Regions from separate parts of the Mus musculus genome. Here all the other regions are linked to region 5. The links are chromatin loops, found by intact Hi-C in ENCODE. Cell type or tissue: heart. All regions are shown on one strand. Each heading gives the region's core, and the rest is flanking DNA. Links, peaks and the distances in the headings are about the cores only.

Region 1 (4,551 bases), core at 224-4,223, 100 kb after region 5:
CCCTTTAACTCAACTCATACTCTCAAAGCAGCTTCAACATGGGACAGTGTGGATGCAACTCTTTGAGACCATAAAGGTAGACAAAAGTGAAATATTTTCTCATACTTGACTTCCCAGGGCTAAGAAGTAGCCAGGTCTCTGAGTTGCTGGCCCAGGGCCTGGAGTCCAGCATATATCCATGGAAAGGAGAGGAACTGAGGTGTGACCTCACGGGAAGAGCTCTACCCCTGTCTTCTGTACTGAATCCTCCCTTAGGATAAACGTGGGGGCTGATCTGGCTAGCGGCACAGCTGTGGGGAAGACAAGGTAAAGGAGGAAGTGGAGGAGAGGAAGAAACAAGGAGTTGGAGGAAGTGGGAAACAGGAGGAGGAAGAGTAGGTGGCCAGGAAGAGGAGGAGGAAGAGGAAATGCCTGTGGGAAAGAAACTGTCCCAACTAAACACCTAGAAGCTCTCAGCTGCTGAAGAAGTCCAGTCTGCAACCAGGAGGAGAAAGGCCACTTCCCCAGAGGATCTCTGAGACCTTGCCATTTGTATACACACATCTGAAGAGGGATCAGGTGGCACCAGTCTGCCTAGGTCACCTAGGTTTAGCTTCCCACTCAGCACTGCCAGCTTAGGGCTAGACTCTGGGAAGTCTGGTTCACTTGGGCCAAGTCTATGAGGACTGGTCTGGGTGATGCTCTCAGAAGCCAGACACATAAAGGGCCTGCTCTAGAAGTTAGAGACTGACCCAGACAAGCACATTTGAATATCTTCTGCAAGACTTCAGGACGGCAGGAGGATGGGTCAGAGCTGGAGGGGAAGGAATAAATGGCCTGACTAATGTTTTATGAATGTACATGGCCAAAGGACAATTTATTATTATTATTATTATTATTATTATTATTATTATTATTATTATTATTATTATTTTAATGTGTGCACACATGTGCACACATAGGCCAGAGAAGTGCATCAGGTGTCTTGCCTTCCTCTATCACATTCCTTTTGAAGTTTGAGAGACTGGGTCTCCCACTGAATCTAAAGCTTAACATTTCAGTTGGGTTGGCTGGCTAGCAAGCTCCTGGGCATGCCTGGCTTGGGGATTCAGAGTTTATCCACCGACTTAGAAGTGAATGATCTCTGAGCTAAAAGAATAAAGAAAGTATCCTTTGCTAAAAGTCTCCTTCAGGTAGACACTGGGAGAAGCATCAGAATTAGAGAAATGATTGCCGCGATCCTGGGTGTTGCATGCCTGGCACATGCTAGAGACTGTCCTATTAATACTTTACAGTCACCAGCCTGGAGAAGATCTACAGGAGAGCAGTATCACACCAGGTAAGAGTTGTAGGCAGAGCCAGCCGCTGGGCCTGCCGACTAGGGCCTGCAGTCCTTTGCCCCCTCACATTGGCAAGTTCTGAGGGTCTGTCTCCCTTTCTTGGAACAGCAGACAGCAGACAGCAGACAGCTCAGCAGGCCCTTGGCTTGGCTGCTGGAAAGGGCTCCCAGAAGGCCCCCCAGGCCATTGTAGCTGTAAGCAGCTTGTTTCCCAGTGCCCCAACACAGTTGATCCTCTGCAGGAAAAATTTCAGGTTTCTTTGCCTGGGGCAGTCCTGTAGCATACCCGATTGCAAATAGAGCCCAGGAGCTGATGGAGACTTAGGATAAGAGCTGGGAGGGAGGAAGGGAGGGCCAGGGGCAAAGTAAAGCGGGTGGGTGGGGCTGGCAGCCAGTGTTCCCTGGAGGGAGCAGGCAGGCTCAGGGGACCAGCTTCCTTGTAAACAGTGTAGAGCCAACTCTAAAAATACTCCTGCCCTAGACAGGGCGAACTCAGCTCTGCGGTCCTCTTCCAGAGCCTTCCCGGGGCCTCCCCCCTTTCCTGAAAGGTCAAGGGGATGGGAAGAAAGTCCCTTTGCAAAGGGTAGGATTTCCTCAGCAAGGCAGGCCCAGCGGTGCTTCCTTCCTCTGGAAAACAGAAGGAGGATAATCTCCGGTTTTACAAACAAGGATATGGAGGGAAACCTGGTTTTCCTGAACTGTCACGGGAGACCCGAGTTTACCTCGGGTTCAAGGATGGAACGTGATTCACAGCTGGAGCAAAGGGGGCCTGGAAAGGACCCCTGGGCAGTAGTCCTCAGCTCAGCTCGTGCCCTCATTAGGCCTCTGACCTATGAGTCAACCACCCGATGCCTCAGTTTCCACAATTATAGAAGAGGATAATCACAGTGCTTACTTTACTTGGCTACGGAGAAGGCCAAATGAAGTGCCCTTTTCACAGCTCTTTACACGGGGCCCGGCACGTGCTAAGCACGCAAAATGTGCTTATTATGCTTCGAGTAGAGATAATAACCGGAGATTTCGTTTTAATGGGGGAAACTAGCAGGGAGGCAGACTGGCGGTGTGCACGGGAGCAGGCTAAAGGGCCGAGCCTTGGAAGATTCAAACCTGTTATTTGACAGATGGGGAAACTGGTCCCAGGGAGCAAAAAGGAGATGCCCTAAAAACACTGTTAACCAATTCGATGCTGTCGGTTCAGTGTAAGAGAAAAGGGTGATGAAGACCACCATTTGTGCTGCGCCACAATGGGCAAGAGAGGTCCCTGGTCTACAGAGTATATTTATATGTGAAATGCTCTTTCTTAGGGAGACAGTGAGAACTATCCCAGGACTGAGTTCTGTAGTCGGGGAAAGGAGGAGACACTTGGCAGCATGTTGGACCCATTGAACAGGAAGACCCATCTTCACGTTGGTGGTAGTTGTAGACCATGCCTTTGTACCCAAGGATCATGGAAGGGAGATGTAGGCAGGAGGTGCTCAGTTTTACCTGCAGACAGATCTTCAGTCCTGTGCAGTCTGGTGCAGTAAACACTAGCCACATTAAACTTCTGACCACCAGATTTCAAAGGCTATTTTTAAAGAAGCCAGTGAAATGCCTTACTAATATTTTTAATGGGCTACAGGGTTGAAAGGATGGTTTCAGATCCATTGGGTTAATTAGCATTTCTTTTTTTCCTGTGTCTCCTAAGAAAATCTTGAAGCACACATGTGGCTTGCAACGTCTCTCTTTTGGGTGGCGGGGTTCCAAGTACTGCACACTAGTTCAGCATTAGGGCAGGCTCTGTCAGCAGGTGATAAGCCTCTCATCACTAGAGGTACAAGAAACAGGTTTTATGAGTGGGATTCTCATAGCTGGATGAATAAACTCTTTAGGCCCTCAGTTCAAGAGTCTGGTGTTTTGAGGAATACCTGTTTCTTGGGATATATTTTTAAAATGTTACCAAGAAAAAAAATGTTTGATGATAAATTTAATTCTTTTTTTGGAAATAAAGTTATATTCCTTTAAGGTAAGACTACCCAGAGCTTTTTAGATGTAGAAGTGTATTGTGGGTCTACATAAGGGTATGTAACACGTGAAGGTGTGTGTCTTTGCCAGTGACGCGTGCCCTATTGCCCTGTAATAAGTGGGTCACAGAGGCTTCTTTTCTCATACAGTAACCAGGAAATACTAAGTTCACTTCTTGAGAACCCTGCCTCATGTTCACAACAGACACACTTTCTGTTATGCTTCGCCCCTATCCTGGCAGTTTTATAGATGACCTTGTAACTGTTCTGACAGGAGATACTCTACAGGGAGCAGAGTCCCTCCCTTCTTGGTCCGTTGGACCATTGAGACAGTGCACCCAAGAACAAGAGTTTGCCTATGGACCTCACGTTGTAAGGGGAAGACTGAGGCTCTGTGCCAATGGAGGAGGAGCTTGTCTTCTCAGAAGAGCCACCATACAGTCCTGACTTTTCTGACCACATTCAAAAAGAGAGGGGCAGAAACAAGGATGGGTCGGTAATGGGTGACCTCCTTAGTTCTGCATGCCCCTTGCTCTCTCGTCCCTAGGCCTCATGTCGGAGGAGGTGGATTAGTAGGGTTGGCCCAAGGTACTGTAACTGGGCCTCTTTCCAATGTGGCCACATTAAATACATCTCTCTGCTTTTGGCTTTTTCTGTGTCTTGTCTCTTTACTGGTCCTACAGAGGACTGGTGACTAAGCCTTGCTTGTTAGGGCTTTTAGAGCTCAATCTTTGACCCTAACAGCACCTTGGATAGATTAGTTTACCTTCCTCTACTTAGAATAGCATTGACCATCATAGTCTATGAAGTCTATAGAAAATGTAGTGTGTCAGCTCATGTGTATTCAAAGAATGGTAGCTCCCATGAACTACAACCCAGAGAAGGGTAGTGGCTTTGCCAGGGTCAGATAAGAAATGAATGGTTGAATGAATCCTAGACTCTGGGTCTGTACACCCTCCAGGTTACACAATTCTCTTTGCTAAGAAAGGGCAGAGAAGTCTCCTTTGAGGTCAGAAACGATCACTCTCAAGTCGAGTTGACTTCTTAAGTCAAATCTATTTTATTTATTTATTTTTTGCTACTTCAAGAATGTATTTAATTTTTTCCCAAAAGAAAAATTCATAATTATAGTCAAATTGATTTTAAAGAGGAGACAAATATTTACTTATCTACTGGTTATTGTCCCAAGTCCTGGCCAAAGGAAGCCACAGCCAGGCCTGGCAGGCTCTG
Region 2 (4,000 bases), core at 1-4,000, 820 kb after region 5:
CAATGTGTTCCAGATCCATCTATGTTGTAGTATGTGTTGGAATTCCTTCCTCCTTCTGATCTTCTGTGTGCCCCCATTATGACTGTCACAAATGAAGATGTTACTGAGCTTCTCATTAGAGCCACTTCTTTCTAGTGGCAGAGACAAATGGCCTGGTGGTAAAACTCAGCAGCAGTGGGACCTGGGACCTGAGAATTCAGACTCCCCTTCTAGTCTCATATATGACTAACACAGACAACGAATAGAATTTCATGCTGTGCTTTCCACCGGGACCCCAATTTCTCTTTAGCTGCTGCTCCGAGCCTCCGTTCAGCCTTGGGGAAGTTTGAGGTTACAGGTCTGAAAGGTGAGGTGTTGCCTTGGGTAGCCTTGTTTCTAGCCCAACTCCAAAATGCCCAGGTGAGCGTCTGAGGCAGTTCTTTGAGGGACAGGATAAACTAAGACCTTCACTTTAAAACTTGTCCTTTTTAAAAAAAAATTGTTTTGAATTGTTGACAGTTTTCTGTACCTATCTGGTTTAAACATGGTCTCCTAAACAGTGCGGTGGCATGATTACATGTTTGCCTGGGTTGTTCTGAAGCAGCAGAATATGACCATGTGTGACATTCAGATCACTCAAATGTCTTCTTCCAATATAAGACTTACTAAGCAAACTCACAGAGGGCAGCAGAATATGCCAACTGACCAAGCGGGTTCTGCAGGCCAGAGATAGCCCTTTTTTTTTCCCCCTATAAAAACACTCAGCAGCGCTAGGTGTGGTAACATGCAGGAGGCCTTGCCTGAAGGATCAGCATGAATCAAGGTCAGCCTTGGATACAGATGGAGTTTGAGGCTAGCCTGGGCTACAAAATGAGTTCTTGTCTCAAAAAAGAAAATGTGCAGGAGGGAGACTATCAACAAACAAACAAGCAGATAAACCACTTTGACTAGAGGTGTCTTTCTCTCTCTCTCTCTCTCTCTCTCTCTCTCTCTCTCTCTCTCTCTCTCTCTCTCTCTCTCTCTGTCTGTCTCCCTGGCCATTAAGAGCAATCCCTCCTTACAGTCCCTATCCTTGTTTACTGGCTAGTATTATTCCCAGGACAGTACCGATCCATCCCCCCCCCCCACCTCTGTTGACCACTAACACATCCCCTCTACTTCCTTTACTACCTCGTGGTTCAGGTGCCATTCACTGACCTCAGCTTTGATAAAGAAAAAATTTCGGATACAGAACCCTTCCTTGGTTCTGTGGAGCCGAGCATCTTTTTAAGGCTGGCTACTTGAGCTACTGCTCCGGACCTTCCCCTCTCCTTTCTTTGGATAACAGGACAGTGGTCCGCAAAGGGAAGCATCCGTTACCTTTCTCTTAGAGTTGAGTTCATTTTCCATTGCATGTTTCTGTTTAAACAGAAAGCCTTTTTAAAAGGGCTGAACACGCATTGAGTGTGCATGCTAAATGTTTAATATGTGTGTGCCCACAGCCAAGAGAACAGAGAAGCCTTAAGTAATAATGAAGCTGGATTATGCACGTTGTGTGCTTTACATGGCAGTGACTTCTAAATATACCCTTAACAGCCAGGTATTATTTAATACATCCCTATTAATCAAGCTGCCAAATCTAAATGAAAACCATGTTTAAATATATTTAATAAGATTATGGCTTTGAGGTGAGTAGCAAGCTAATGTTAGCTGCATTTATTTTCCTCCCAGCCAGGCCTCCTTCACTCTCTTGTGTTTTCATTCTGGAAGCTTCTTTCTCCGGTGAAGACAGTGTGATTACAAAGCGACTGGTACTGCAAACTTTCTGTGTGGATTTCATCTTAGTGAATAAATGGGAATGTTTTAAGAAAAGAAAACAACATCTGCAAATGGGAAATGAAATGTCATTTCTTCTTAGGGTGAGCCATTGAATTAAGGCGGAAATTAATAATCGCCATAGAGAAATGAGTTGTTTCTACCTTCTGCAATATAGTGTCTGCTTTTGGATCCGGTATCACTCTCGTAGTGTCTTGAGTTAAATGTTGTTACTTTTCCTTTTAATGGTTGGTTTTTTTGTTGGTTTTGCAATAGTGACACCCAGTGGCACTAATGAACATTGCAAGGGCTGCTAAATGCTGTCTTTCTAAAGCAATCCCATTCCTCCTTTGGAATAAAAAATATCTAGTTTCTTGAAGTTGAAGGAATAATTGAGTCTGGACAAGACAAAATTGCAGTTCCGTCTAGTAGGCTTCTCATTTGGTACAAAGAAGGGAAGTAACGAAGGACAGGACAGATGGGGAGGAGAGGGGTCACACATACCACCCCAGCAAACTTTCAAAGTTATTAGTGAAATACCATTGTACACCCCTGCTGTGTATAACTGTTCCTCTTATTGCAGCAGTGTGTGCACTGTCCCAGCCTTTGCCACAGGCATTCCCTGCAGCCTACAGAGAAATGGCTATTTGCTGGTGTTGCAACTGCTGTGATTTCTTGTTTCTCATATCTCCAGTCCTCTCTTCCTTCCATCTAGTTCTTTTGACTCATATTTACCCCTAAGAAGTTGTGTTTGGGACTTTTAGCCAATCATTCTCCCCATTAGCATATTTTCATCGGTTCCAGATTTTGAGCTCTTAACTTGCGCCTCCCCGCTTACATGTCTTAAAACTTTTAAATCTTTGATTAAAAAGTCGTATATGCCTATTACAAACATATTAAAAGTTTCTGACTACATAAACACTGAAAACAATCCCTATAAAATGTTCAACACTGCCTACTTTGAATTTAAAATAGGGAGCACATGTTTCACATCGTTCATTGTAGAAATTTCAAGCTTTGTTTTAAAAACCAAAAATACGTGCAATACACGCCATATATAATTCACAGAAGCAGAACACACAAACCCACCATATCTGTGCACACAGCGGTGTGGCAGATGCTGCTTCTGATGCTGTTTGCATGCTGGACACTCTTCTAATCGCTTTACATGAAACAACCCATGTAAGTTCCATAGCAAGGGTCAGGAACTACTATTATGGTTGTTCCACACATGTTGATGAAGTGTTTATGCATTGCAAAAGAACAATGTCAACATGCTCGGTCATAGGATTGTAATGAATTATGGGCAGGAAGGGCTATCATCAGGTCTTTAAATGTTTTGAAGTCAGTGTCACTGTCCTTAGTCTCTCTACCCAGCTCTACTCAAAACTCCGGTATCTCCTTTACCTTCTGGCACCAGCTTTCTGTGCTCTGAATGTCATCAGCCACAGAGCTTACATTCCACTGCCCAAGAAGCAGGCAATGAAGTAAGAGAAAATGAAGCAATGAAAAGAGCAAAGACAGGTTAGGGAGAGAGGATATGCAAAGCTGATGATAAGAGCAATGGGAGTCACCATCCTAATGAAGGATGCTTGGCAGGAACCCTCAGTGGCAGAGAAGACAAAGGCTCTGTGGTGACAGTATATTGATGAGTCTATAGAACAAACAAAACCCATGGAGGCTGGGGCATGCTGGTGCGGGGAGAGATGTGTACTCTCTTCCCTTTCAGCCCTTTGACGAAGTCTTATGCCCCAGACATTGACCATGATTTAGAATGGTAGTGTTCTGTGATATAGTCAAGAAAGGGGATGTAGGGGAAAGCATGCAGTTGAGAGAATTGGCCTAAGACATTGCTTCCAATACACATTCGCCCCTACCCTATGAATCGAGAGTAAGATGAACGTGAGGTATAATGAAGTCCTGCAGACTTAGGCACGCTGAGCACCTGAGAGCCCAGGTGGACCCTGGGTCACATTCTTCTCCAGACATGGTTTGTAAGTCTGTGTCTCTGGTCTGAATGCCAACTTCTCCGTCTCCTTTCTTTCTCTCATTCTCTTATTCAGTATACACTTCTTCATGGGCAGCCATCTGTGTTAGGCCTATTCTCTTCACAGAGTCAATCCTGGAGTGGACAGGCTCAGCAATGGTGTTTTGTTTTGTTTCAAGTTTTTGCCAGCATCGTAGAGAAGAAATACCATGAAACAGGCAGTGATAATAGTGTGCTAAA
Region 3 (4,551 bases), core at 336-4,335, 110 kb after region 5:
AGTAACTGATAAGTATACTTGGAGGATTTTGAATAGTTTATTAGAATATACTATAGTGTAGTAGAAGGACAGTTAAGATTTGTTACAACATAGTACCCCAATTAACTGGCTAATTGATTCCAAAGCCAATTCTAACCACTGCTCTTAAGAGTTTGAAAAAAATGCTCACGTGGGCTTTGGACGATTTATTATTCATATTTTTACATAAGGACTCTCTCAGTCACACGAGAAACCTACACATGAAATCATGGATTAGCTCTTGCTTTCAATTTCCTTGGAATGTTTGTTGGTTTTAAAAGGGCTCTCTTTCAAAAGTGTCCTTATTAATTAAATCAACCAGTCAGCCGCATTCCCTGCTTCTAACTCAGCACTCAAGTTTAAACTTGGTTCGGGAGTCAGCTTTCCAACCTTGGCTTAAGGGGCATTAGTCACTCTGAGCAAAATATGGCATCTGAACAGCTGTCTTGGGTACTGAGCGTCCAGGCCTATGTGTCTGGAGAACAGACAAAGGGGGTAGGTGTGGAAGGGAGGCAAGTTTAATTTCTGAATATATATATGTTCTGCACCCCAGGCTTTTTACAAAGAATATCTCTTGATTTTCTCAACAGGTCATGAGTGTGTTCTGCCTTCCCCATTATAACAAGGTCAAGATTGGTCAAAGACCATCCTGTTAACAAGGGGTAGAGCTGGGGCTAGAGTACAAACACTGACTCCTCTGCAGTCTTTCCTGTGTGCTGTCATGTATGTATACATGTATGTATACATCTGTGTGCTGTCATGTATGTATACATCTGCCCTAAACTTCTGACCCCCAAATACAGTGCTTTTATTCCAAGATCCAGATGGCAAAACAGAAACTCAAAAATGCGATATTCTCCACATAAACTAAACACAGACTCTGGACTCGAATTTCACAGTCCTGGGAGGATTACTTCACCTATCATCCATCCATCAGCACCAATCCACCTACCCACTCACCCATCCACCCACCCTCTTACCCACCCACTCACCCCCTCACCCATCCACCCACCCCCTCACCCATCCACCCACCCTCTTACCCACCCACTCACCCCCTCACCCATCCACCCACCCCCTCACCCATCCACCCACTCATTCACCCTCCACCCACCCACTCACCCATTCACCCACCCACTCACCCATCCACCCACCCCCTCACCCATCCACCCACCCCCTCACCCATCCACCCACCCCCTCACCCATCCACCCACCCCCTCACCCATCCACCCACCCACTCACCCATCCACCCACTCACTCAAGAGAGTGTCAAGAGCTCACCCTGCTCTGGGGACTGCCTGGTTTCTTAGAGATGGGGCAAATTGTAGATAGTCCCCACTCTTTAAGAACTTGTAGTCGAATAAAGAAGGAAAACACACCACATTAGACAACCTAATTGGAGCATGAAGGGTCCTCTAAGGTACTATGAAAGAGATGGGAACATAGAAGACAAAGCATCCAATTACCTTGCCAATAAAGCAAGGGAGGTTCCAGAAAGGAGGTGACATTGGACTATAAATACACACTCTCCCAGAAGAGAAAGGGGGAGGAAGGTTTCTCTAGGCAGAGAGCACCAAAGCACTGCTGCGCACACACCGAATCCCTGCCACCTGCTTAAAGCACCGTCTCTAATGCCTAGAATTCTGTGGACTAGGTATTATCCATAACACTTCACAGAATAGGAGCATAGGCACACAGAGGTTAAGTACTTGGCCCGTGGTTAGAGGTCTGCTAAGACAGGCCTTGAAGTCAACTCTTGAAACCTGGTTTCAAAGGTCATCCTCTTAGACACTCACTCACTGAGAACTGAGTGGGGGCCATCTGTTAGGAGTTTCTTGTGAGGAGGGACACATAAACAGGAAGCAAGCCATGGGCTCTTCCTGTAGGCTTTCTCCACGCAGCCTTATGCTGCTAATCTCAGGAACTTGGACTTGCTAGATCCATAACAGAATTAATACTCTCTCTATCTCTTTCTCTCTCTCCCCCCTCTCTCTCTAGCTCATGTACAGAGGCAAGATTCTCTCTCTACTTATGAGGCCACAGAAGAGAAAGACACCTTTATTTACTTTTGACTGAAAACATTATCTGTCTACTGTAGACACACCTGTATCTTTGGTTAGTTGGATGTCAGTATCTGAGTTGTTCGATTTCTGTGTCCAACAGTTTGGGTAATGCATGAGGACATAGCCTTTGTTCGTCTCCTTTGCCACCCCCTGAGTGCCCAGCATAGCACTTGGCCACAACTGGTACTTAGACATTTCCAGTGAATATTTACTGAAAATGTGTTGAGTGACTTCTGGGTTTTGATTAATTATTTAGGAAGCAAATTGTGGGTTTATTTGCTTTGCTAGTAAGAGGACGTAGCTGAAGGAACTCTGAAGGTGAAAGAGACCTTTGTCTTAAGTCAGTGGTTTACAAAGTGCTTTTCTAAGTTTGCCTTCTGGATTCTAATTCAGCTACTGTCCCGCTCAAGCTTTCTGAGGTCATCACATCAGTGTTGGGAGACAGCAAGTTTGAGTCCCTATCCATTCTCATCCTTTACACCCTCTCGGATCGCCTGATCTCCTTCAGTCTGTGCCTAAACACTGTGAAGGAAGAAAGTTCATAAACTCATAGGGCACACTGTCCCCCTATCGGATGGGCAAGGACAGTACCACTGTCAACATGTCCTGAGCGCTTCTTGGGTACTAGGTTCGGTCCCTGTCGCCAAACATAATGACCAGACATTATTTTCTTTCTCCTCTCCTAGCTCTAAGACTCACGCCCTACTCTCCTGCCCTCCACTGCTCGCCCCGGGCTCTCCGGCCGCCACCGCCTGCCCCGCCCGCGCTTCGCCACCCCAGCCTCCCGCACCAGACGCCGGCTGCTCCTGCGCTCCCACGCCCGCGCACCTCGCTCTCCCAGCCCCGCGCTCCCACACCCGGCGCGGAGGAGGCGGGCGCCCGGGGCGAGGGCAGGGCGGCCACGTCAGCGGCGCCGGCTCGCTCCGCCCTCCGCGGGCCTCCCCATAGAAGGTAAAGCCTGGGCAGAGCCCGCGGGCGTCCTCAGGCTGGCAGCTCGGGCTGCTGGTTTCAGTTTCTGAAGAGCTAGGCCTTGAGCAAACACTGGCTGGCGGGAGGAGGGTGTTGGACGCCTTCCCAACAGATAATGTGATTCCCTGCCGCTGGGAGCCACCCACGGTGGGAAGGGGCAGCGCAGGGACCTGCGCAGGACAGCCACGGTCCTGGGCGGCTGGGGGAGCCTGAGCTCGGACCCTTCTTCCTCATCTGTAAGGCTGCCCCTCTCTCCGTGGACACTTAAAATGTTTGCTTTCTTTCTGAGAAAGAAACAGAGGGAGATCGCCAAGACCAACATGAACTCCAAACTCAGGGCATTCCTCACTCTACTCTGACCTTTTTGTAGATGCACTTTTTTTTTTCTTCTCAAAGGCCAGACCTATCCCTACCCAGCGGGTGACCTGTGTACATTTCCTAACTTCTCTGTCTCATTATCCTCACCCATAAAATGGGAGTAATGATACTTATCTTTAGATACGCTCCGAGGGTTAGATTAGCTATAGATTATACATATTAAGCACTTAGTGCCTTCAATCAGCAGTAATTAACATTATTATTAATTGTATTGTTATGGCGTATGACTAATCATGAGATAGATTCTTAGTGCTTCTGGGAGCATAAGTAAAAATATGCTCATTTAAAAAATTTTATTGAGGGAGGGAGTTTTATGAGGTGAATATAAAGAGTAGCACTGAGTCAGGATATAGTCGTGCATGTGTCTCATTTCATAAAGAAACTTGGAAAGCCGGCATTATGTCCACTGTACAGGTGAGGACTCTGAAGCTTCCAGAAGTCACTGGCTCATCTCAGACTCTGGGTCAGTATCTAATTTTTCTCTCTTTCTTTGAGACTTGTCCTTATATAGCCTAGAATAGTCTCTAACTCACCAAGTAGCTGGGGATAGCCTTGAACTCCTTAAAAAAAAAAAACAAAAAAACCAAATATTTCGTTTCCTCTTTCTCCCCCTCCTGCTCCTCCCCCACTTCGTGCGTGCGTGCTTGTGTGTGTGTGTGTTTGCCCAAGGAGTTCAAAAGACAGGAACTGGAATTAGAGGCTGTTAGGTGCTGCCCTATGCTGGTTGCTGGGAGGAGAGCATAGGTCCTCTGGGAGATCAGCAAGAGCTCTAATCTGCTGAGTCATCTCCCCAACTCCCAGACTTGAACTCGTGATCTTCCTGCCTCGTTAGCCTAAGTGTCACACACCTAGCTCTCTCTCCTCCAGTGACCACACCCCACCCCAGCAGGGTCACACCTGTTTGCCTCAGCAAAGGTACCTCCTTTCCTTTGCATAGCCTCCCATCCTCCCCGCATAGCCTCCCATCCTCCCTTTCGCCAAGCTCTTCAACCTGGAGAAAACCTAGTCAAGTCTGGATGCCAGAAGAAGGCCACTGTCTGCTCCAGGAGACTTTCTGATCCACCCCCACCACCTCCACCCCTCTTCTGCTGCCTGCAGCCCAGGCTGTACAGACTTGTTGTCACCA
Region 4 (4,551 bases), core at 319-4,318, 330 kb after region 5:
TACATTGCAGCCTAAAGGACTGCTTGTTTGCTTCATGACTTCAGACACAAACTCCGAGCCTCAGTTTCCTCCCTCATGGAGGTGTTGTGAGGATGAGAGCAGATAAGGCCACTTTTATGTAATACATCACTTACATGTTGATGCTGTTGAGGAAGACAACAAGGTTGCAGCTGTGGGACATTCTGCACAAGACAATGGTGGCTATAATGTTGAGGGTTGCTTTGTTCTTTAGACCTATTTAGTTTTATGTAAGTATGCCGTCACTGTCTTCATACACACCAGAAAAGGGCATCAGATTCCACTATGGATGGTTGTGAGCCACCATGTGGTTGCTGGGAATTAAACTCACAATTTTTGGAAGACTAGTCAGTGTGCTTAACCACTGAGAGATCTCTCCAGTCCCCTGATGTTGAGATTTTCTGTAGGGAGGCTCCAGACACATTTCAGAATCCCCAGTTCTGACTTCTTTGTACTGGAAACAGTGAGACTATAGGTCCAGTCCCCTCTTCTTGAAAATCTATAATTGGCCAGGGACCAATATATAGGTTCAGGAAGACAGCAATGCGACAAAATTTACAGACTGTAGTGATCAGTAAACTATGAAAAATAAATTTGGGCCACTTCCATCCTAGATGTAATGAGCCACATCTCTGAAAAGCAAGGTCTTCGTTTTGATAAGCTCCTGACCAATCCCATAGATACTAAAGTTTGAAGCTCATTTGCAGCATCTAAAGCGTCATTGCTCACTGATTATCCTTCCCTTCATTTGACAAGCTGATGGTATTCCTGAGCTGGGCGCTAGCACTAAATGGTTTGTGTGCATGGACCCATCCAGTCCTTCCAACAGGTGTAGGCTGAAGTTGTAACTAACTTCACCCTTCCAGCCAGACTAAGAAAAACATACATTTCACATGCTTACATGTGATAAGTGTACGCAAGGGAGTACAGTAAAGAGACGGCTTACATGACTGTACAGTAAAGAGACGGCCTACATGACTGTTACATTAGGGAAAAGGTTTTTAATGGAAAATATCTAGAGGCATTTGGGAGAGTCCAGAGCAGAGAGAAAGAGACTGGACATGACCAGAGATAGGGAAGCAAGAAAGTATACAGGAGATGAAAGCAAGAGTTAGAGAACAAAGCATATTGAGAGAGCAAGAGGATAGCAAGAAATAGGGAGAGAGATAGTTGGGGGATAGAGAGTAGCAAGTGTAGGAATAGAGATGGAGAGAGTGGAGGAGAAGTAGCTGGAGGGGAGGGAGGGAAGGGCAGGATGCTAGCATAGACTAGGAAAGGTGAGACATGTACTTGTGATACTGAGGAAGCCTGATGGCCAGCATGCACTTTGATATGCTGATTGGCACCACAGGTAGCCATATGTCCCATCTGCAAGAGCTAAGGAAAATGATTTATTTTGGCAGATCAAAATCAGTTTTGCAAGATCCCCAGGAATGCTGGCTTTTATCTACCCTTCACAAATCCTTCTATAGGCCACTGAGCTCATTTCTGCATACTTGGATTGCCTGAGACCTAACATTCCAGCCTTTTGTTGATGATAAAGTGCAACAGGTCCCTCCCTTCTATAACTGCTTCTCCGCTGGGCAGGGCCATGGTCAGAGGTAGGAAAGTCTAGGAAGGCTAGAATATGAGTCGAAATTAGGGAGCAGGAATTGTAGGTGCTAAGGGCCCAAGGAACACCGGAGGATAGCCTTGGAGTCGGCCCTTGGAAGCTGTACTTTGCAAGCAAGTTCTCTTTCACTGGACTGGACAGGCTCACCAGGTAGAGGGCTTCTTCGGCAGGATAACTTGGGGCTGGCAAAGTGTAGGCCATTTCAGAGCAGTCATCGGGGCTGCCTTTGGGTTCCTGGATGGTGTCAGCTGACTGGAAATCTGCTGGGACAGATACAGACTGGGGACAAAGGTCTGTGATCTGCACTGCAATCGTCATTGTGGAGAAAGAAGTTAATACGTGTCTGTAAACAGTGACAGCAGACGTCTGGATCGGAGCCATAGCAAAACAAGGCTGAAACGCTATCAACAGAATAGTAGCATAAACATTTCTTTTTTTTTTTTGTAACATGACAGAAATTTCTCAGCAGGAAAGAGAACAAAGAGGAAGAAGAGCTTGAGGCTATATATAGACTGGACAGAGATGTTTTTAGCACAAGAGGTACTTTTAAGTCTATATTTAGAAAACAACCAAAGGAAATTTAAATTTTTGGGGCGAGTGACCATCATAACAATTGCTTAGAGTAGATTAATAACCTAACAGAACCCCAGTGAGTAATGTTAAACTTTGCATTTTGAAGCCTTAACATCATGTATCACCTTTAAGTCTCATTTTTTCTTTTAACTTAACCTTAGATCCCTTTCCTCAGGCCTTCATGACTTACCTAGACTTTCAACATTCCCCTCCCCCACAAATCTGGAAGCGTTCAGTCATTTTCTGTGAGGCACAGATGCTTGAATACTAAAAGCAGTCCCTGGAAAAGCAAGTTCTATCTTTAAAAAGAAACAGTAAAAAGTAAATTTTTAGTCAATAACAGCAGCATGGTAGCTTGATTTCTGTCTTTCATGGAACCTGTTTTGAGAGTTTATCTTTTGCAGTGTGAAGCCTGTCAGTAAGATAAACTTGCCTCTGAGTTTGCTTTTCTCAGCAGGAGACCTTGTAGCTCTAAGGGAAGCAAAGCATTTAGGAAATGGGTTGGCCAGCTAGATGCAGCCTTGGTGGGAGGAGCCAGGTAAGTCAGCTGTTGTTGCCAAACTGATGAAGCTAGGGCTTGCCACCATTACCATCACAAAGATCTGAGAAAAATAAATACATTTGAGCAAAAAGTACAAACCAAGTGGCCGCTGTATTAATTAAGAACAACAGAGACACCTCATTGGGTAGCTCAGTGGAGCCGGCCCAAGGGCATGAGAGCAGGAAAGCCAACCCTGCCCATTGCTAGCTGTGGCATTGGGTGAGCTAGCCAGTGTTGGAGAGCTTGCTCTGGTGGTGTAGGTATGGGAGAGCTGGGGGGTTAACCAACTCAGCTTTCACCCAGTCCCAGATCCAGGGCTTTGAGTTGGCCCACCTCAGCAGCTACTTCAGCTATGAACTTATGGAACAAAAGAAGGAGCTGTCCCATAGATATAAAGCTAAAGAATCTCCATGACACAGGGCAGCAAGAGGATATCAGAGAGGAGTCCCAGTGACGATCCGGTATTGATAATGGAGGCTTCGATCCAGACCAGTGACTCACTGTGATGAATATTTGCAAAGGGTGTACAATGGCACACACTGTGACACATTAAAGCCTCCATGATGTTTGTTTGTTTTCTGTTGTTTGTTGTTTTTGTTTTTCTTTTGAAGGGGGATGTTCCAAGGGTGGAGAGAGGATAGGAAGGGACAGGGAGGTGAATAGGACTGTAGCGTATGATATGAAATTCACAAAGGATTGATATTTTTTTTTAACGGCAGACTTACTCCCTATCTGGACAGACAGCCTGGGATCCTCCATGGTGATCTTGATGGCTTTGTTTGTCAGTCATCTGCCACCTCAAAGGACAGTACTAAGTTTTTAAATGCCACACAGAGCAGCGTCAGCTTTCAGGCACCAGACCCAGAAGCTCTGAGAGATTTTTTTCTGTGGAGAAAAAACTTTTGGGATTGCCCTACCTTGAGGAGGCAGAGGAGCAGTCTGCCCAGTAGTGTCTATAGTTTGGGAAGGGCCAGACAGTAGGCAGGCGAGGCACGATATAGTCTTTTACTTAGTACTCAATGTTACTACACTCAAAGCAAACTCCAGGTGGAGTCTGTTGCTGCCTGTCTTCTTTTGGAGGTAGACTTAGCTGCTGCTACCAGAAGCTACTATTTCTATTAGGGGAAGTCTGTTTATTAAATACCTTCAATGTCATATTCATCAGATCTCTGAGTAGTTTGAGAGCCATCATCTAATTTATTAAGTATAGCTGACTTTAAGCAAACTTTACTTTGTTTTAGTTACTTGCTTTAGGCTTAACATTGACAACATATACAGAAGGTTAAAGTTTATCCCAATAGATGAATTTTATATTTGTATTTAGCATGACTGCAAAGCATAGTTCTGAGCACATTGAGGAATTTGATCATTTATAAGTTGACTGACCATTAACTTAAATGCCTTAGTTATCTTTACCAGTTTACAATAAGTTACTTGTTTTTATAAGATTAGGATTTTACAGTTTTATTCCTATTAAAATTTGAAGATTCAACTGAAGATCCTTTAGCATCAAAAGAAAACTTTAAACTATAAATACAGTTCACAGAGAGATCGAGTACTTTATTTTCCCAATCCTTTTATAGCATACCATTACAGCATATTTGATAGTTTTAGTGTGATGCAATTTATCTAAATAGCTAAAATTTAACATAGAAAAGCAATACAAAGATGCTATACATATACCTTCATGTTAGTTTCTGCTACCTTGAGTAGACCTTAGGAATGTATAAACTTTAATCGTTAGATATAAGTTATTAGTATGTTCTATTTTATATAAACAAGAATTGAGTCCAAGGTATGTGTAAAT
Region 5 (4,551 bases), core at 227-4,226:
CTGGCGCTGTAGCCACCACCGCCGCCAGCGCCTGCTACTGAGGCCACCGCGGGAGCCACCATGCCCGCCCCGCTGACCGGCTGTGCCGCGGAGGTGACACTGGGAAGCGTGTTCTGGCTATGCAGTTCAGCCAGGGCGCGCACGAAGCCCTCGGCGAAGCCCTCCTGCTCGTCGGTCACGTTCTTGGGGCACAAGAACTGGGTGGGGGTCGGTGTAGTGGTGATGTGCCCATTGCTGGACTGGATGATCAGGCGCTCCAGCTCCGGCGACGCCAGCTTGAGCAGCCCGACGTCGGGCGACGTGAGAAGGTCCGAGTTCTTGGCGCGGAGGTGCGGCTTCAGACTGCCCACCGGGTCGGCCAGGTTCAAGGTCATGCTCTGTTTTAGGATCTTAGGGTTACTGTAGCCGTAGGCACCGCTCTCGGACTGGAGGAACGAGGCGTTGAGGGCATCGTCGTAGAAGGTCGTTTCCATCTTTGCAGTCATAGAACGGTCCGTCACTTCACGCGGGGTTAGCCTGGGCTGTGCGCAGAAGTTTCGGGGCCGCAACAGCGCGCCGGGAAGCGGGGGGATACCCGCGCGTCCCCGCTTCTGTAACAAAGTTTGTTTAGGAGCGTGCGCTCCAGACGGCAGTGCTTCCCCCTGAGCCCTCCTCCCCAGTTCGCTCCAGGGAGCGCAGGGTTAAGACTCCGCTAGCACTCACGTTGGTAGGCTCCCGCGCGATGCCGAGCTTTGAAAAGTCGCGGTCACTCACGGAGCGCTCTCGGGGAGCAGCGGTTCCTTGGAGCCCGCAGACCAGTCCCAGCAACAGCGGCTCTCCGGCGGTGCTGACCAGTCGTCACGGAATTCTCGGTGGAAGCCCGCGATCGGGCTCTGCCGCCCGGCCTCCGACAACTGTCCCCTCCTCCGCTGTGAGGGGGAGGGGGACGCTAGGCAGCCGCGGCTAGCGCTCGCCCAACTTCAGCCGCCTGTGCGAACTGGTATGAGTATAGGTTCCTCTTCTCCCTTTTCTTTACAGTCTCGGTGGCAGCCTTAAGGCGCAGAAGAGATTTGCAAAAGTTCGCTCCCGGCCACTTGTTACCGGTCCTCTGGGTCAGGAAAGTTGCTGGCCGGTAGCCGCTCGCCTATTTCCTCGCGCGGTCGGGAGCCGCTCTCGATGCTGTCAGCAGCGCCCGGACTTGTGAGCTTCTTCTCCGTGGAAGGCGGGAGAAGGGACTCTCCAAATGCTCCCCAAAATACCGGTGCAGGAGCCGCGGGCGCTGGATCCAAGCAGTTGGTGAGAAAATGAAGACAAACGGATGAACAGTCCGGAGTCCGCGGCCGACCGGGTTGGCCAAGTCCGTCCGTCTGTCTGTCTGTCTGCCTGAGCGCTCTCCTGCCAGGCTGTCTCTGCCACACTCAGTGCAACTCTGAGTCCTTATCCAGCCTGAGCTCAACACTTATCTGCTACCAGTCAATCCCTAAAAATAGCCCATGATGTCACCCCGAGGCTTTCCCATTGGCTTGCGTCGTTCTCAGGGGGGCGGGCCCACCCGTCGCCATGGAGACCTCACCCTAGAAGATTCTTCTCTGGGCCCGCGAAGGCTCACGGGATGAGGTAATGCTCCGCTGCGCTCCTACAGTTGGGCCCTTCTTTCTCCTCCTCCCCCCCCCCCCTCCCGCGCTCAGCTTCGGCTTGTGTTCCCGGGTTCCCTCCCCGGCGCGTCTTTCCCGGCCCGCCCGGTGCATTGTGGGCTGACGTCTTGGTTTGGCTGTCTAGTGACGGAGGCTGCCGGTCGGCAGGACCCTTGCGGAGTCTGTCGGAGGCGGGCTCAAGTTCAGGGCTGGGGACTGGGACCGAGACGCGGGGATCCAGAAAGCAGGGGAGGCGCGCTAGTGGCCGGGGGCGGAGAGCTTGGGTGGGAGTGAAGGTTGCACACAGGCGCGCGCCCGCGCGCGGGCACACACACACACACACACACGCACGCACGCCCGAGAAAGGGCTGAATGATCTGAGTGACTGAAGCTGGCTCCGCACCCCCGCACTTCCGGGGGACAGAGCGATGCGGGTTAAAAGGGTTGTGTGCGCCCTGGGTGTGGGAGCACGTAAGTGCGTTGAAGTTGAGCGGGTTTGAGAGTAGCCCTCCAAGATGAGTATGCTTGGAAGTTTAGTTTCGGAGAAGGATCTGCGCCGCAGTGTGCTGTACCTGGAAACCAGAGATTTGCGGTGTTCGGAACCGACTCATCAGGGTCCCCGGCACAACACTTTATTCTCTGGACGTGCCGGGGGAGGGGTGTTCGCTTTGCCTCCGAGGGACCCCTCCTCTAGGTGTGAAAGATGCTAGCCCAGCGCCCATGGGGTGTCGAAAGCAACATATAAAGGTTCGAAACTCAGGAAACCTCGGCGATCGCCTGCGCTAGCACATACACACGGTCCCGCGCACACTCAGTCTGCGCCCGCCCTTCCTCCCTCCCTGATTTGCTTCTGGGAAAACAAGCCTTGAGAGCTGCGGACTCGCCCCAAGTCACGGTGCTTAAGCAGGAGTCCCTGGTAGAAACAGGCTGAAAACTCCCCTCCCCGCTCACTGGTGGAGTCATATCCTGTGCGGCCTCTAGGAAGCGCTAGACACATGTAAGTTATTTCTTTTCTAAGGTTCTGCTATCAGCCCTCCACCCTCCACCCCTCAGGACTAAAGAGGTGGCAAGCTTGGTTCTCCCAGGGCATAAGGGCAAATCTCAGAACTTCTCTGAGCTTTATTGGTCTCATCTAGAAGTAGAGCGAATGAGGTCCACTACACCGGGCTGCCAGGCATTAGTTTTGACTCTGAGAATAGCCCCCTTCCCTACCAGCTTCGGAGTTACCCTGGGCCGTCGGTGGGGTGGGGGTGGGGTGATTTGGAGGATCCTGGGTTGAGATTTGGCAGGAGCCCGTAAGCAAGATAGAAAAAGGACCGGGAGCCAACTCTTCCCTTAAGCCTCCCTTCAGCCTAGGACTTGAAGTTTGAAGTTGGACCTAGAAAGGTTCTAATTTGGACTTTGCTGCCTCAGAACTCAGCTCAGGGTTTGTACCCTGAAGCCTTAAGATATTTTGCCTTTTGAGTATTCAGAACCCAATAGCAGCTGGTATCGGTGGGAAACCCGCCAGCTCTTTTTCACTGCCGGCTGCAGAGGGTAACTGGCTGCTACCAGTCAAGCGCTGACCTTGGTGGGGGCAGGGTAGAGCAGGGTTTCTGTGAAGTCTAGAGCCATTTACTTCCCCCAAATGGAAACCGAGTTCCTCTGTCCGCAGCCCTATTTTTTTTTTTTTTTTTTTTTTTTTTTTTTTTGCCAAGGAGCTCATACTTAACATGATTTATGATAACAGTAATAAAATAAGTTTCGTCCACTAAACACCACCTATCTGCCAGTTACTCCAAGCAGTTTAAGTATGCTGTTTTCTTCTCACAGTTATCTTAAGAAGCATACATTTTTACCTAGACTTTACATGGGAGGAAACTATCCCAGAAAGTCCATGCGTCTTGCTCAGGGTATACAGACAGCTGGAAAGTGATCTCAGGTCTGTGTTACATCCCTTTGTATTTTTTTCTACTCTGGCAAACTTTCCCTTAAAGTCTTAGTTATTTGCTCGGAAATTGGTGCTGATGGCATAGACTTTGTTTTGTTGTTCCTGTATTTAGAAACTCCCAGATCTAGGCCCTCGTGTAATTATGTATCTTTTGCCCAAGGGTTCTGTGCATCTTCTGCCTCCTGTGGCTTAAGAGGCTGATTTCCTACTTAGGTAAAGAAATAGCAGTTTCATCCAAGGCGAAACAGATCCCTGCTCTTGTTAATGCTGCTGCTTGGATCATAAACTTCCTCTTTGCCTGGGAGAAGGTTTTTTTTTTTTTTTTTGTTTTTTGTTTTTTTTTTTTTTCTCCACAACCCAGCTTCTGCTCTTTTTAGCCATATCGTGCTGGAAGCTCAGTTGGGAAGGGCTGGGGTATGCCACCCTAAAGAAGAACCCAACATCCCAAAGGCTGATGAATGTTTGTTTCTTGCTTCCTCCAATTACTTGCCCACTGTGGCTATGCAGGGAGCCCTGTCGGCTTTGACTAAAGGGGGAACTTAGCAAAACACTGGCTCTTAGAGTATTGACCTAGAAGTGGCACCCATCGTTTCTCATGCCACTGTCAAAAGCCAGTCACTTGGCCATGCCTGAGAGTGAGGGTCTGAAAGGGGTCCTTCCTGCATTCTTTCCTTCTAAAGAGGAATCAGCTGAAAACACCCTTCAGTTACAGCATAAAGTTTACATCCAGGCTTTGAGAGGTAGTGAATAGAGACCACATCAGGTCCAAATGTGTGCCTTCCTCTGAGGTAGAGCTACCCTGCACCCCATTCAACATGTATAATAGGGCGGAGACAGAGGTTTGCTTGGCGAGGGAAGGAACAGAGATCCCAGTAAATGATAGAACTTGAGTATTTTCAGGACCTCTCCCCAGCCAGTCCACTTCTGCAAGTAAAGCCTGGTTCTGCTTGGTGTTTGTTTTCTGTGCCCCTGTGGGTTTGCCTCAGTCTTCCAAAGACTTACCAAAAG
Region 6 (4,551 bases), core at 288-4,287, 56 kb after region 5:
TCAATTTCCCCACTTCTTGTCTGTTCATTTCATCGGCACCCCTACACCTCCTTCCAGGATGTCAGAGGTTTCTCTGCGCATGAGCAGTAACTCCTCAGTGTGTGATCCTGTATACAGTACTCGTACGTATACAGTGCCGCAAGTGCACCCTGAACTGAATGTTATTCATGCCTTTTGGGATTGTTTGCATTTTCGAAAATGTCTCTGGGAAAATTGGAGAGTCCACATCAAGGACTGAACATCGATCCCAGCATCCTCCTAGTTCCCCGATGATAGGCTGTTTCTCCCCCTCCCCTCCCTTCCTCTATTCCTCATTTCTTTTAAATTTTGGCAAGGTTGCTCCTAAGTACTTTACAGTTCTTCATTGATTTCATTGTGATTTCCACTGTGTGACACAGGTACTGTCAGTATCCACACCATCCCACCTTCTAATAAACACCGGGCACAGAGTTGTCTGCCTAGGGACACACAGGATGGTGTCAGAAGAGTAAGAATGGCTATGTGAGCTGCAGGGCAATTCCAGGAAGTTAAAGGAGCTGCACTGAGCAGTCGAAAGGTGCTTTCGCATGTTTTGCTCCATTGGGCACTCAGATTCTCTGTGCGACACGGACCGTTTCACCTGTTGAAAGAGAATACAGAGTTTAGGGTTCCACACTAGGAAAGTGAGCAGAGCTTGAGAGCCAAGTTCACTGTGCCTCGCAAATTTCTAATGACTGAGGTGAGCACTGAGGAATTGGGGCTGACTGGCGCAAGGAAGAAGCTTTGAGGAGGAAACACTTTTTAAAGTATATTCTTTGACAGTTGAACAGTCTCGAACAGTCTCTCCCTGTCCCTCTCCCTGTCCCTCTCCCTCTCCCTGTCCCTGTCCCTGTCCCTGTCCCTCTCCCTGTCCCTCTCCCTCTCTCTCCTCCCCTCCTCTCCCCCTTCTCCCCCCTCTCTGCCTCCCCCTCTCTCCTCTTCCTTTTCCTCTCTTCTCCTCCCCCTCCCTTTCCCTCCCCCCTCCCAGCATGTGAGAGGATGTATGTCTGTGTGTTAGTCATAAAATTAGTTCTCAGAAACTTGAGGTTTTAATAAAACATGAAAAACATTTTTACTAGCACCCTCCCTTCCCTCTGGGATCTTAGGTGCTACACAGTATACGGAAATGTAATCCATATGTTTGATTATTCATCCTTCCATCATCAAAAATATTGTTGATTCTTTGAGAAACATTTGATTTTCTGGATGTCATTCTCTTTTAGAGTTTAGAGGAAGAGTCTTTTTTTCCCCTCTCAGCTACTAGTTTATTTTCGTTGACTGTCACTTTGTAACATTTGACTGGGGTGAACAAGTGGTCGCTAGACAACCCCACAGTTTCCTGTGGACTTTTAACCCAATGATAAAAGCAGACATGCATGTTTTTTAGTCTCAGTGCTTTCAAATGTGGCAAGGAGGGAAAGTAATATTTGTAGAATGCCTGCTTTGCAAAGGAATCACCTTTGTCCTCCATGAAGAGGCAGATAGAGAGCATGGTATGGGGGGTAACATCTAATTGGTATTCTTGTGAAGTCGAAGTCACCACTCCTCTTTTAAGGGCATCATAGATGCTGCAAGAGTCAAGTTTCCCACATACAAGACTAGGATTGTCTTTCCTCTAAGCTCAACCATTTTCACTGCCAGCTAAGTACATGCACAGCTCCAGGAAGAACTGAACAGTGCCCCCACCCTGCCCATCTTAGCTTCCCGAAGCTGAGGAAAAACTTCAAGAGAAGAGAGGGTTAAGTAGGTAGGGTTGTTTCTCAGATGGTGTTGTGTGCATTGCATTATGTGTTATTATTGGAAGTTTTAACAGTAGCACAGTAGTAGCAATAATAATAATAATAATAATAATAATAATAATAAATAAGGCCAAAAAAAGCAAAGTAGCTAAGGAAGGGTCTGAGTCTGCGGAGGATACTCCGAGCCAAGGGCTGGAGAAGCTGATGCAGAGAACCTGACACAAATGGATCCTGTTTCAGATCTCGGGGGCAGCTCCCCGGCCCCTCCTGCAGCCCACTTCCCTCGGCTTTCACTGCCCTACTGTCATTATGTTCTGGACTCTTTTTAATTCGGAGGCGATGGGGGCCACATCCTGCCATCAATTTGGGGCTGACTTCAATGAGCATTCTGTGCAGGGCCATTGCGGCAGGATGCAGCTTTCTCCTGGTGGGCCCTGATACAATAGGGTTTTCTACTGAAATCAATGGATTAATTGCAAAGGCTCCACTCGGAACCATAAGGAGAAGCATTGTTTTTCCACAGCCCACAGTCTGGCCATCAGGCCTTGCCAAACTTCATTTTTGAAAAGCCAGGAAAACAGTTTTGTAAAGAGGGGCTGGGGGGTGGAAGGGCACAGGGGAGTCCTTTGGCTCATCTTAGTAAAGGTCAGAAACAATTACAGTGAGAATTCAGAAAGCGCGTTTGTTCTCTGACTGTGGCTCTGTCTGGAAAATTCCAGCCAGAAACAATTGTCTGTCCCTCTTCCAGCCCTCCCTTCCTCCATAGGCTCTTTCCACCCAGGCCCCACCCATCATCTTATTCTACCTTCAGCCAAGCTGTACCCTGAAAACAGCCTCAGACGTCTGGCCACTGGAGTGGTCAAAGGGCTCGTCTGCATTCAATGGGATTAGGCATTCTGGAAAGGAGGAGGCGTAGATTATGGACTTTTCTGAAGCAGAGAACTGCATGTGTCTGGAAGAAAGGGTAGGGAAAGCTGTGTGGGCCGAGTCCCACAAGTGACTCCCGTGTTCTCCACGGAGGATGGACTGAGCTGGTTGTAGGATTTGGGTTGAGCTGCCTGGATGGGGAGATGTGGAAGCTTCCGTGGTTGTGCACCTCACAATGCCGGGGATCTTGGTGTGGAAAGTTCAACTAGACAGTTCTTCACAAGCGCCCATGGGTTCCTTTTAAGTTCCTACCTCACCAATACACATCGTCTTCTCTAAATAAGTATGTAAGTGATAGGTGAGACATTATAAGCCCTGGTGGTGAGTTTTACTTGCATTTTACAGGTGAGACAGCCTGTCATGGCGAAGGAGGAAGCACTCCCCTTAAATTGTTGATTTCAGACTAATGACAAGAGAGGACCTAGGAAACCTGAGATCCCTTCAGCTCCATTCAGACACAGAGTGCCAACGTCTGCAGCCAGCCTCACTGAGCATGGCATCTGCCATGTAGATGGTGCTCAAAAATATTTGTTACATATATATATATATATATATATATATATATATATATATACACATATATACATATATACACACATATATATAGATATATAATACATATACATATGTATATATGTACATATACATATATACACATTATATATATATATATATATATGTTTTCCCCCTAGGGCATGTGGGGCCTCAATCCCTCTCTGTCTGCCTGGTCATGTTACCACTATTGGCTGGTTCAGTTTGTTTTTCAATCCTTTGAGAAGATTCTTCTGATGCAGTTGGTTTCAGCTAGACTGACTGATCCTGTCCCACACTGGTTTCCTCACCTCCATCTTTCTCCTCTCTGCCTCACTTGTAGCAATCTTCTTTTTCAAAACTTAATAATAGAATAAGGGGCACATGAAGTTGAAGAAAATTGTATAGTTTCATTGTAATACCTTAGCATCTGAGCACAATGCGGGCCCCAGGGCCTCAGCATGATAACATTGGAACCAGGTGCTTACAGGAAGGCTTCTTCCCGTCCTTAGAAAGCTGTGCGAGGGGCAGGGTACCACACTGGTTATTATACAGCAACCATGGCCCAACAAGACCAACCCTGGATGCTAAACCATGATACAGAGAGCTTTTTGACTTGTCACATAGGCTTTGAGAGGCAGAGTGTTACTGCCCCCCCCCCCCAGGGCATGGCAGAAGACACTGGAATCAGAAGAGGTCAGGGGGTTTCAGGGTGGTATGGCCAATTAACAAGACACCAGAGTCTCGTGTAGCCAGGATTCTAAGCAAGACTTCCATCACTGCCTTGATGGGGCCTCATTTTCTCAGCCTGACCTAGGCTCCCTGGCTACCTAGGATCAGAGTCAGTTTCTGCCCCATTCCCTCCCCCGCACCCCATTTAGGCTCTCATGGAGTGGCCCTAGAGGTGAAGCACTTCCAGTATAGAGCTTGGTTTGTTCTGGCACACTTCTTTCCCCTGAAATCTCAAATGTAGGCTGTCAAGATTCAGTGACACCCAATCTGTTAGTTGGGACTGGAAAGTGGAATGCTGTGTGCAAGGATGGAACAACAGGAGAAAGGTTTATAGCCAACTCCCAAAACCTCTTCAGAGAAACAGAAAACAAACAAACAAACAACAGAAGTCCTGCGGAGACAGCTCAGTCAGTTAACAATTATCCAGCAAGTGTGAGGACCTGAGCTCAATCCTCAGAAGTCACGTTTAAAAGGTAAGATATAGCAGTGCCAGCACCGGGCCACCTTGGGTGCCAAGTCGGCAGACACCCCCACAGTCCCTAGAGGACTCTTCATGCGATCTTAGGATCACTGATGAGCAGAGCACAACTTCTGTTTTAATCCA
Region 7 (4,000 bases), core at 1-4,000, 580 kb after region 5:
CAACTACTGGAAAAGGGGCCGTTCCAACTCTGTTGCCTGCTTGTGGATCCTGCTCCCCTAACTGGGCTGTCTTGCTTGGCTTCGGTGGAAGGATGTACCTAGTCCTGCAGTGACTTGAGGTGCCAGGGAGGGTTGGTACCCAGGGGAGACCAGCCCCTTCTCAGAAGTGAAAGAGAATGGGGGGGATAATGGGGTGGAGCACTGTGAAGAGGGGATTAGGAGGAGAGGTAGGGCTGTGATTGAGATGTAAAGTGAATAAATAAATAAATTAATGGGAAAAAAGAGGCTTAAAGAATAAGAAACCAGACTGTATTGTGCCAGCCAGCGGTAGGAGTGGCTGTGAGGGTTAGAATGCCTTTTCATCCATGCCTAAGAAAGCCCCAGTTCTTTGGAACTTCAGTTCTACTGCTGTCCTGTGTAGACACTAGCACCTATCTCTGTGGGTACATGGAGGCAGGGAGGTTAGAGGGCTTCTTTCAGTGTTTGGAAGTTGAGCAAATCTAAGTGCAAAAGTTTGCCTTCAGATGTAGTTGCCATGTGACTTCAGTGCCAGTGAGGTGCACCCATTGTTGAGATCCACTAGTCTATAATGCTCAGGTTCTAGAAGGTTCTTTGCCAGGTTCTCTGCTCTATACATCTAGACATAAATCCTGTGGATAGAGCATGGCAGAAATTCTAACTGAGAAGCCATATGGCTTTTCCTCTACTTAACCTTTTGTCTTTTTTCTGAAGCCTCAGATCATCTCTTAAATGTATTTCCATTTGTTATTTTAATTTGGCAAAGTGAAATAGTCTCAGAATTTGGTTCCTCGCTTGCAAATGGATATGATGGTATACTCTCTGTTGACAGTCTTGGAACTATGAACATGATACTGAAATCAGAAGTATTTTACCCTGAGGTTGAAACCAAGGGACAAGGTTGCATGGTCAGTATGACCTTTGGGCTGTAACTTGATTAGGGGTACCTTTTCTTGAAACCAGGTCTCCATAGAATGGATTTCTTTGTAAACTCTTCAGTTAGTTTGTATCCAGGGTGGACCCCTCTGCCAGTGGACTGTTTCTTGGATGATAATTGGATCTTCTGATTATTTTGTCTTTATTATTTTATTCTGGTTGCTTTCAGATTCATCCTGTCTCATTATAGGTGTTAGCATCTTGTACTGGAATCTATGATATAGCAAGGCTCCAACAGTGTGGTTGTGTTCAAGATGGGTTACAGGATGCAGAAGGGAGGTGGAGGGGAGCTTGAAGGACTTGCCCCATACCATGGGTCCTGACCCTTGTGCAGATGTAATAATCTAGTGAAAGGACTTCCACCATTCACCCCTTTGGATTTTTTTCTTAGGCTCTTTCCCTTAGAAATGGGTAGTTAAGGTTTAATTGTAGAATTAGACCTCTGGAACTCAACTTTACATGGAAATTCTGACCCTTCCTTCTCTTCTTTCTCTTCCCCTTCTGTATAGTTTCTTTTTAAAAATTTATATACCTCCTTTTTGCTGTGTTTCTTTTCCTTCTCTCTCAAGGGCCTTTGAAAAAATATTTAAATGTTATTAAGAAACTGCTATCAGGGATTCCTTTGTTCTAAAGTCATTTAGAAGATGGCTTTCATTTTTGTTAATGAATAAAAAAATGTCAACCTGTATGTTAGAATGTGCCAAGCAGTGCATCCATTAGTGAAAACTCTCAGCTTTGAATATTGCCTGGCTCTTACTCCTTTCAGAAGTCAGGCCTTCTCCCCGGGTTCTGTAAAGGTCTTTAGCTCATCCATCCTCCTAGATTTCTTTCTGGTTCTTATCTAGAGTGTAGCCTGCTGTTTAAAACGTAATATCTTCCCAATGCCACTTTACCTGTTTGTACCCTTACCTCATCCCTAACCCCCATCCTTGCTTCTTAGGAAACCTCAGTTTTCTATAAGCTGAGCTGGAGATAGTTTCAAAGAGGTGCTTGGACTTTAATTAGTATGGAAACCCCTTCTGCTTGAGGGTTTGCCCTGCAGTCTCTCTGGAAGTCAGGTTGATTCCAGTAGGGAGGGGAGGGAGGCTCTGAACTAGATGTGCTCCTGGCGGCCAGCCCTGGAGACTCGGAGCTCTGAGCCAACCATGAAGTCATTTTTGAATTTAAGGCGTCTTTTTAATCCAAGGCAGTGTCTCTTAATTTGACAAAGGAAAAGCTGCAGGATAAGCAACTCTCACTGAGAGCTCTGTGGCTGGGTGCTTGTAAGTCTACATTGTGCTGAGGAGACGTGGCCATGTGGGAGAATAGGTTTCTTTCCTTCTCTTTTTCCCTTCTCCCTTCTCCTTTCTTTTTCTCTTATTGGGCCAATTTAGCCCTGCAGTCTGGCCTCTGCAGTGGCTTGATGTGAAATTTGAGAAACATATGTAGTTTTCTATTTCAGGAAAATGATCTCAGGGATTGAATGTGGTTTTTTTTTTTTTTTTTTTTTTTTTTTTTTTTTTTTTGGCTGTTAAGCTCTGATCTTGCCCAGTGTGGGTTTTTTGATGATGGGAAAGAGGCTTCGAAGTGCTTCTTTATCAGAATTTCATGCAATAAAACTTTAGGGTTGGTTTCTTTACTTTGGCCCCTATCCCCACCCAGGCTCAAAACACAGTGTCATGTGTTCTGTTGAAGTGCAATGAAACACACATTGTTCCCATTACAATGGCTTCATTGCCTGGGTGCACACACATGAAGAGAAATGGCCACTGTGTCCCGTGTCTGTCCTTCACAAAAGCTATTTTAACTGTAATTCAGTGGAGGGCTAGGGGCTAGGGGCGGGGGGGGGGGGTGGGGTCTGTGTACTGTTTTACAGAAAGGAAAAGAGATCCCTTAGGGGAAAGCTTGCCTTTGTGTTGTTTTGGAAAAGAGATGGACTTCTGATATTTCAGTTCGAACCGTCTTCTGTGAGCTAGACCTCTCTCCTCTGACTGTCTGCAGCAGAACAAGGCATAGCCCCAGCTTCTGAGGAGCATCCCAGCCAGTGATGAGCAAAAGGCCACATGAGTAGGGTTCTATTCATTAATGGGAGTTGCTTTTTAAAGATAGTGGTGTGCTTTTCTGTCTGGGTATCTAGGGAATGTCTGGTGAAGTAGCAGGTAATAATGTACAGTGATAGGAGTCATTCCAGGACATACTAGAGATATAGAGTGAAACCTGTCTACACTAGACTGGATGGGCTGAGGGGCAGGACAGAAGAGAAAGCCAGTGAAGGGCTCGTCCTGTGGGAAAGGAACTACATTCTGGGATATTGTGCATTTGTCCTATGTGGTCCTGATAGTGTGCCAAGGAACATGTTCTGGCTCACACAGCTGCTACGGAACAGAGGCTGGGGCCCACCTAGGAATGCATGCATGGCTTCACAGCCATGCCTCTTACTGTGTCCCATCTTTTTTACAGAGAAGAAAATGTGGGATTTCTCGTTCCTTTTACACTGCACTCCTATTTACTTTCTTTGATGTCTTGTAGTGAATTGTCTCAAAGCCTCACCCTTTGTTGAAATTCTTTGCAAAGGTTTAAAGGATTGTCCAGCAGTGGTAGAGGTGGCCTTCAGTGAAACAAATGCAGAGCTTAAACATCAGGGTACTTCCCAAGGAGCTGAAGGGGTCGGCAACCTATAGGAGGAACAACAACATGAACTAACCAGTACCCCCAGAGCTCCTGTCTCTAGCTGCATATGTAGCAGAGGATGGCCTAGTCGGCCATCAATAGGAGGAGAGGCCCTTGGTCTTGTGAAAATTATATGCCCCAGTACAGGGGAATGCCAGGGCGAGGAAGTGGGAGTGGGTGGGTTGGGGAGCAGGTGGTGGTGGGGTATAGGGGACTTTCAGAGAGGAAACTAGGAAAGGGAATAGCATTTAAAATGTAAATAAAGAAAATATCTAATAAAAAAAAAAGAAAAAAATCAGGGTATTTCACTGTGTAGACTCATGTGGTACAGTCAGTTGTTGGTAGGGAAGGTTTGATGAGAATCACATTGTAGTCAGAGCATCTCTGTAGAAGCATT

The links. Peaks named below come from ENCODE experiments on the same cell type or tissue, not always from the same donor. Only the 100,000 strongest peaks of a DNase experiment are listed, where the experiment ranks them.
Region 1: it touches region 5 in a loop (6-fold over the local background); 25 of 42 quality-filtered maps call a loop at or near these places.
Region 2: a loop joins it to region 5, with 5 times the contacts of the local background. A loop is called at or near these places in 24 of 42 quality-filtered maps.
Region 3: a loop joins it to region 5, with 8 times the contacts of the local background. A loop is called at or near these places in 25 of 42 quality-filtered maps.
Region 4: a loop joins it to region 5, with 2.8 times the contacts of the local background. A loop is called at or near these places in 7 of 42 quality-filtered maps.
Region 6: it touches region 5 in a loop (2.6-fold over the local background); 6 of 42 quality-filtered maps call a loop at or near these places.
Region 7: a loop joins it to region 5, with 2.7 times the contacts of the local background. A loop is called at or near these places in 7 of 42 quality-filtered maps.

The regions. Positions count from the first base shown.
Region 1 is chr4:95,152,318-95,156,868 of GRCm38, forward strand. Junos (a long non-coding RNA gene) reads left to right here. Exons shown (of 5, transcript XR_867920.3): 3 at 1,275-1,318. Among named protein-coding and RNA genes, the nearest start is that of Gm12708, 39 kb to the right of the region's middle. In heart, for the core only: no CTCF peak of the experiment used is centred there; DNase peaks (open chromatin) are centred at 614, 1,794 and 2,264; H3K4me3 peaks cover 632 bases; H3K27ac peaks cover 3,488 bases.
Region 2 is chr4:95,869,359-95,873,358 of GRCm38, forward strand. All of the region lies in intron 14 of Fggy (FGGY carbohydrate kinase domain containing), which reads left to right. Among named protein-coding and RNA genes, the nearest start is that of Hook1, 96 kb to the right of the region's middle. In heart, for the core only: a CTCF peak has its summit at 2,066; no DNase peak of the experiment used is centred there.
Region 3 is chr4:95,158,427-95,162,977 of GRCm38, forward strand. It overlaps Junos (a long non-coding RNA gene), which reads left to right. Exons shown (of 5, transcript XR_867920.3): 4 at 2,765-3,029. Among named protein-coding and RNA genes, the nearest start is that of Gm12708, 33 kb to the right of the region's middle. In heart, for the core only: CTCF peaks have their summits at 2,639 and 3,206; DNase peaks (open chromatin) are centred at 3,015 and 4,275; H3K4me3 peaks cover 1,409 bases; H3K27ac peaks cover 3,435 bases.
Region 4 is chr4:95,383,802-95,388,352 of GRCm38, forward strand. No RefSeq gene overlaps it. Among named protein-coding and RNA genes, the nearest start is that of Gm12707, 99 kb to the right of the region's middle. In heart, for the core only: no CTCF peak of the experiment used is centred there; a DNase peak (open chromatin) is centred at 1,870; H3K27ac peaks cover 1,496 bases.
Region 5 is chr4:95,050,787-95,055,337 of GRCm38, forward strand. Jun (jun proto-oncogene) reads right to left here and starts at 1,436. Exons shown (of 1, transcript NM_010591.2): 1 at 1-1,436. The coding sequence starts at 485. It overlaps Junos (a long non-coding RNA gene), which reads left to right and starts at 1,531. Exons shown (of 5, transcript XR_867920.3): 1 at 1,531-1,596. In heart, for the core only: CTCF peaks have their summits at 1,028 and 2,584; DNase peaks (open chromatin) are centred at 1,505, 2,555 and 3,155; H3K4me3 peaks cover 3,055 bases; H3K27ac peaks cover 3,455 bases.
Region 6 is chr4:95,106,456-95,111,006 of GRCm38, forward strand. The region is part of intron 1 of Junos (a long non-coding RNA gene); the gene reads left to right. Among named protein-coding and RNA genes, the nearest start is that of Junos, 56 kb to the left of the region's middle. In heart, for the core only: no CTCF peak of the experiment used is centred there; a DNase peak (open chromatin) is centred at 2,556; H3K27ac peaks cover 590 bases.
Region 7 is chr4:95,634,957-95,638,956 of GRCm38, forward strand. The region is part of intron 5 of Fggy (FGGY carbohydrate kinase domain containing); the gene reads left to right. Among named protein-coding and RNA genes, the nearest start is that of Fggy, 79 kb to the left of the region's middle. In heart, for the core only: a CTCF peak has its summit at 2,073; a DNase peak (open chromatin) is centred at 2,085; H3K27ac peaks cover 406 bases.